Linked DNA regions of Homo sapiens: region 2 is linked to region 1. Evidence: read pairs that join two places in POLR2A ChIA-PET (ENCODE). Cell type or tissue: Panc1. All regions are shown on one strand. Each heading gives the region's core, and the rest is flanking DNA. Links, peaks and the distances in the headings are about the cores only. Region 1 has its middle 20 kb from the start of GRIFIN. Region 2 has its middle 8.9 kb from the start of LFNG.

Region 1 (2,906 bases), core at 128-2,627:
CTTGGTGGAAGGATAGTACCGGCTTCACAGAGTGAGGTAGGAAACGCTTCCTCCTCTTTTATTCTACGAAAGATTTGGCATTATTTCTCTTTCAGTACTTGGTAGAATTTACCAGTGAATCTATCTGGGTTGAACTTTCATTTGTGAGAAGATTTTTTTTTTTTTTGATATGGAGTTTTGCTCTGTCGCCCAGGCTAGAGTGCAGTGGCGCAATCTTGGCTCACTGTACCTCCACCTCCTGAGTTCAAGCGATTCTCCTGCCTCAGCCTCCCGAGTAGCTGGGACCACAGGCGCCCGCCACCACGCCCGGCTAATTTTTTGTAGTTTTAGTAGAGACGAGGTTTCACCGTCCTAGCCAGGATGGTCTCCATCTCCTGACCTTGTGATCCGCCCGCCTCGGCCTCCCAAAATGCTGAGATTACAGGCATGAGCCACCGCGCCCGGCCGAGAAGATTTTAAATGACTAGTTCAATGTCTTTCGTTGTTACAGATCTTTTCCAATTTTTGGTTTCTTCTTAAGTCACTTTTTAAAGTTTGTGCCTTTATAGGAATTCATCCATTTCATCTAAGTATTTTACTTTGTTGGTATAAAGCATTCATAATATTCTCTAAGAAGCCTTTTAGTTTCTGCAGGGTCCGTGACATACGCTCTTTAATTCCTGAATTTGATCATTTGTATGTTCTCTCTCTCTCTTTTTTTTATTACTTTTTTTTTGAGATGGAGTCTAGTTTTAGATCTCTTTGTATTTATCCTACTTTGAGTTGACTGAGCTTCTTCAATTTGTAGATGAATGTTGTTTTAATCAAATTTGGGAAATGTCTGGCCATTTTTGTCTTCAAATACTTTTTCTGCCCCTTTTTCTCTCCTGGGACTGCCATTACATGCATGTTGGCACAGTTCATATTGTCTCACAAGTCTCTGAGGCCCTTTTCATTTTTCTTCAAATTTTTTTTCTCCGTTCTTCAGATTGGATAATTTTTTTTTTTTTTTGAGATGGAGTTTTGCTTTTGTCGCCCAGGCTAGAGTGCAATGGCACGATCTCAGCTTACTGCGACCTCTGCCTCCGATTCTCCTGCCTCAGTCTCCCAAGTGGCTGGGATTACAGGCGTGAGCCACCATGCCCAGCTAATTTTTGTAGTTTTAGTACAAATGGGGTTTCACCATGTTGGCCAGGCTGCTCTTGAACTCCTGACCTAGTGATCTGCCCGTCTCGGCCTCCCAAAGTGCTGGGATTACAGGAGTGAGCCACTGCACCTGGCCCAGATTGGATAATTTCTATTCATTGATCTGTGGTCAAGTTCATTGTTTCTTTTTTCTGTCATGCGACATCTGCCCCTCTAGTGATTTTTTTTTTTTCATTTCAATTATACTTGTCAACTCCAGAATATCCATGTGTTTCTTTTTTATAATTTTTTTTTCACTTTTTAAATATAATCCATGGGGTCACATTTTTTATATTTCGTTTCTTTATTGAGTATCTCTATTTGCTGATTCATTGTTGATATGCTTTCCTTTCATTCTTTACACATAGTTTTCTTTAGTTCTTAGAACATCTTTATATTTCCTGCTTTGGAGTTTTGGTCTGAAAAAGTCAACATCAGAGGACACTCAGGGACAGTTGTTTTTGGAATAGGGATCATAAATTTGTGTTTCTTTGTATATCTTGTAATGACTTTGTGGAAAACCAGACATTTTAAATGACACACTGTAGCAGCTTTAAAGTATTATTTTTCTCCCTTGAGGGCTGATGTTGCTGCTATTTTTCTGTTTGTTTCTTTTGTAATTTGCCTCAACTTAGTTTGTGAACTCTGTCCCCTCCATGATGTGCAGCCACTGATGGCTCTGATTGTGTCCTTTTTTTTTTTTTTTTTTTTTTTTTGAGATGGAGTCTCGCTCTGTCGCTCAGGCTGGAGTGCAGTGGTGCAATCTTGGCTCACTGCAATCTCTGCCTCCCGGGTTCAAGCGATTATCGTGCCTCAGCCTCCCAAGTAGCTGGGATTGCAGCTGTGCACCACCATGCCTGGCTAATTTTTGTATTTTTAGCAGAAACGGGGTTTCACCATGTTGGCCAGGCTGGCCTAGAACTCCTGACCTCAGGTGATCTGCCCGCCTTGGCCTCCCAAAGTGCTGGGATTACAGGAGTGAGCCACCGTGCCCGGCCTCTGATTATGTTTTTATTATTTATTTATTTTAAGACAAGTTCTTGCTCTGTCACCCGGCCCGGAGTGCAATGGGATGATCATAGCTCACCGCAGCCTCAACTTCTGGGTTCAAGTGATCCTCCCATCCCAGCCTCCCAAGTAGCTGGGACCACAGGCACGCACCACCATGCCCAGCTGGCCATGGGATATACTTATATTGAAAAAGTGAATTATTATTTATCTGAAATTCAAATTTAATTGTACATCCTGTTTGTGTTTTTCTAAATATGGCAACCCTACCTGGGGGGATCTTCTTGTAGTAATTAATATGGTGAACTGAGGGTGCTCCCACATACCTGTTTCCTTCCCATCCTCATTCCCATTTGATGACCTCGCTTTGAGATGGAGTCTCGCTCTGTCCCCTAGGCTGAAGTGCAGTGGCGCGATCTCAGCTCACTGCAAGCTCCGCCTCGTGAGTTCACACCGTTATCCTGCCTCAGCCTCCCGAGTAGCTGGGACTACAGGCGCCCGCCACCATGCCCGGCTAATTTTTTGCATTTTTGGTAGAGACGGGGTTTTACCGTGTTAGCCAGGATGGTCTCGATCTCCTGACCTCGTGATCCGCCCACCTCGGCCTCCCAAAGTGCTGGGATTACAGGCGTGAGCCACTGCGCCCGGCAGATGACCTCACTTTTTATTTCACCAAGGAAATTACAGCAACCACAAGAGACCTGCTGGGAGCCCTCACCACATCCTCCCTCCAC
Region 2 (2,906 bases), core at 315-2,814, 54 kb after region 1:
AATGGCCACACAACAGGGGCCCTCAGGGACGGAACCTAATCTTGAGCTATTGAAGACCTGAAAGCCGTGGCCCCTGGCCCGAGCCAGCAGACGCGCCTGCCGGCCCCACCAGAGACACCTGATCCACCGGTCGCCCCGCCACAAAGGGGGACACTGTCCCCCCAGGGCCGCCCGCCCCACCAACAGAGACAAGGAGGAAAACTGGGTCGCTGAGATAGAGTGACAGCCATGGCAGGTGGGGATGAGACAGGAGGGAGGGGCGGCCACCACTGGGCACAGCCCAGCCTCTGGGGATGCCCCAGGCCTGAAGATCTGCCCGAGGGGGGCTCAGAGCCCCGAGGAGGGCTCAAGTGACTGCCGGTTTGCAGGGAGTGGGGTGGAGGCTGGAGTGGGGGGCGCAGCTGAGACCAGAAAGAAACAGCTAGGACCCCACCTGAGGCTGGAGACACAGCCAGGACAGGGGACTCTCCACCCAGAGAGACGCCATAGGCCAGGTTGTTGGGGACAGGCCTGGACTGGTCCCCAGGCCCCACCCTGCTGAGGCAGGCCAGCCAGCTGCCCACCCCTTGGCCTGGGCATGTCCAGCTTTTGCTCAGTTTCCCAGCCTGGCAGGGCTTTCCGAGGGGTTGCAGGGAGAAGCAGGCCTGGCCAAAAGACCGCCATGCCTGAAGGTTCACCTTCACCCCCTGGCACCACCAAAGACCCCGCCCAGGGGAAGTCTTGGAGCCTCAGCGCCTCAGAACTTTGGGACTTCCTGGCATATGGGAGGCACCCGGAGGTGTGAGCCTGAGGGGTTCACTTTCAAGGGTGGCTGGAGACACCTGCTGCTGGCCATGTGGGCCTGGGAGGCCTTCTGGGGCCTCCATCTTCCCATCTGTGAAATGGGACTTGGACCTAGATGCTCTTCAAGGTCCCTTCTTCCAAGTCTTCTGGCAAGAGCCAAGTCCAGGAAGCTCAGCTCCATTGCGTCGGCATCTGGACTGAGTACTCTGTGGGTGCCGGGCTGTGCTGAGGGCTGGACGGGACCCAGGAACAGACAACAGGTAGAGTGGAGGAGGGAGCAGCGAGGAGACTTCCCACAGGGGTGGAGACGCTGAGCACTCCAGGCAGACACAGAGGGGCGGCTGGAGTGTGGGGATCCTGGGCCTGGCAGGGCCTGGGGGGTTCGGCAGGCAGAGTGGGCCAGGGGGTGGCCTGAGGACGCCAGGGGCAGAGCCAGCCCTCCCAACTGGGCAGTGGGGAGCCAAGGGAGGGTGGCAGAGCCGAGCCCCATCTCTAAGATATGGGGACAGCCCTCAGAGCCAGCTCCCACCCAGCTCCAGCTCAGGACAAGCAGTGGGCATGGAACTGAGATGCAGGAAGGCCGAGGTCTGGAGACGCACGTGGGCTCCCCGAGGTGACCTAGGGGTGGGCGGCCCTCAGCCCTGCCCGGAGATCCCTGGTCCTACTGAGTCAGCCACCGGGGAGAAGATAAGGGACCGCCAGGCTCTTAAGGGGCCTGACGTTGCTGTTGGGTGAAGTGCCCGCCCAGAATGACCTCAGAGGCTGCCGGGGCCACCTGGCATATCACCCTGCCCGTCTCCGCAGCTTCCTCTGGCAGTGGGTGGATGTATAATGTCCGCCCGCTGCCAGAGGGTTCACGGCACCACAGCCCTGCTGAGCCCTGCTGAGCCCCAGCTGGGTCCGACCTCCTGGGTACCCCAGGGACGGGGAGGCCAGGCACGGGGGTTGCTGTGCGGGTTGGACAGTGGTGATGGTGGACAGAGCCACTCCCAAGAGTGTTAGAGACCTGGGGTGGGGGCATCCAGGCAGACCACCCTCACCCCACCCTGTGGGACCCAAACCAGCTCACTTCCCTCTCTGGGCTCAGCTTCCTCATTTGCAAAATGAGGCCAAGAGTCACACCCGGCCCGGCCTGTGACCCCGGAGCCCCCTCCAGCCTCCTGCCTCACTCTGGCACCAGGCCTCCCTGCAGCTTGCAGAGCAAGCGGGGTACCGTCTCCCCGAGGTGCAGCCTGGGGGGCTGTGGCAGGTGATGGGAGCAGCTGTATTTGAGGGCAGGGTCTGTCGGGGAGCCCCCCAGCGTGGGGAGAGGAGGAGGGACCAGGGAGTGTAACCTGGCAGCCCGCAGCAGTTCCGGCTGCTGCTTCTGTCAATACGGCCTTCCTGTTTTGGAGATTAAACCCCGGCTGAGCAAACAGCTTTCCAGGCGGCCCCTCCCTCCACCCCAGCCCCAGCCTTGTCTTCAGGTCCTAAGGCTGGGACCACCTGGAGGCTGTGGGGGTGGTGGGGGATGGAGGGGACCAAGCTTTGCCATCCCTGCCCTCACCAAGGCCTGGACCACAGCCTGAGCAGCCCAGCCCCTGCCCCTGCCGCAGCCTCCTCCCAGCCCCCCGCCGTGGGCTCCCCCGGAACCCCCCCGTGCGATCCTTCCAATCCAGGGCAGCCTCACTGTCCTGGACGCCCGGCCACTGCATCCTCTGCCCTTGTGTGACCTCCTGCAAGAAGGCGGGAGCACGCCGTTCCCGGGCCTCATGGCCAGACACAAGCCCACCTTGTGAGGACCCCAGGCGAGGCAGGAGAGCCACCGCAAGAGCCCCACCAAGGCACGGCCAGGGGAGGGCCCGCCATCTCTTGGATGGTTTCTGCGCCGTGGCCACTGACATTGAGGGTGGATCATTCTTGGTTGTGGGGCTGTTCTGTGCATGGGGGGCTGTGGGGCAGCCTCTCTGGGCCCTATAGGCCAGACCCTACTGTCTGTTCAGCCCCAGCCCGGTGGCGACAAATGAAAGTGTCTCCAAACATTCACTGTCAGGTGTCCCCAGAAACCAAGACGAGCACTGGATAACCCCGTCTGGGCAAGTCCCTAGCAGATGGCGTGCACAGAAACGGGCTGCAGAGAGAGG

Evidence for each region. Peaks named below come from ENCODE experiments on the same cell type or tissue, not always from the same donor. Only the 100,000 strongest peaks of a DNase experiment are listed, where the experiment ranks them.
Region 2: POLR2A ChIA-PET joins it to region 1 with 11 read pairs; 8 of 35 experiments call an interaction of 5 or more read pairs at or near these places.

Annotation. Positions count from the first base shown.
Region 1 is chr7:2,455,329-2,458,234 of GRCh38, forward strand. No RefSeq gene overlaps it. Among named protein-coding and RNA genes, the nearest start is that of GRIFIN, 20 kb to the right of the region's middle. In Panc1, for the core only: no CTCF peak of the experiment used is centred there; no DNase peak of the experiment used is centred there.
Region 2 is chr7:2,509,455-2,512,360 of GRCh38, forward strand. No RefSeq gene overlaps it. Among named protein-coding and RNA genes, the nearest start is that of LFNG, 8.9 kb to the right of the region's middle. RefSeq lists a silencer at 1,930-1,979. In Panc1, for the core only: no CTCF peak of the experiment used is centred there; no DNase peak of the experiment used is centred there; H3K27ac peaks cover 1,096 bases.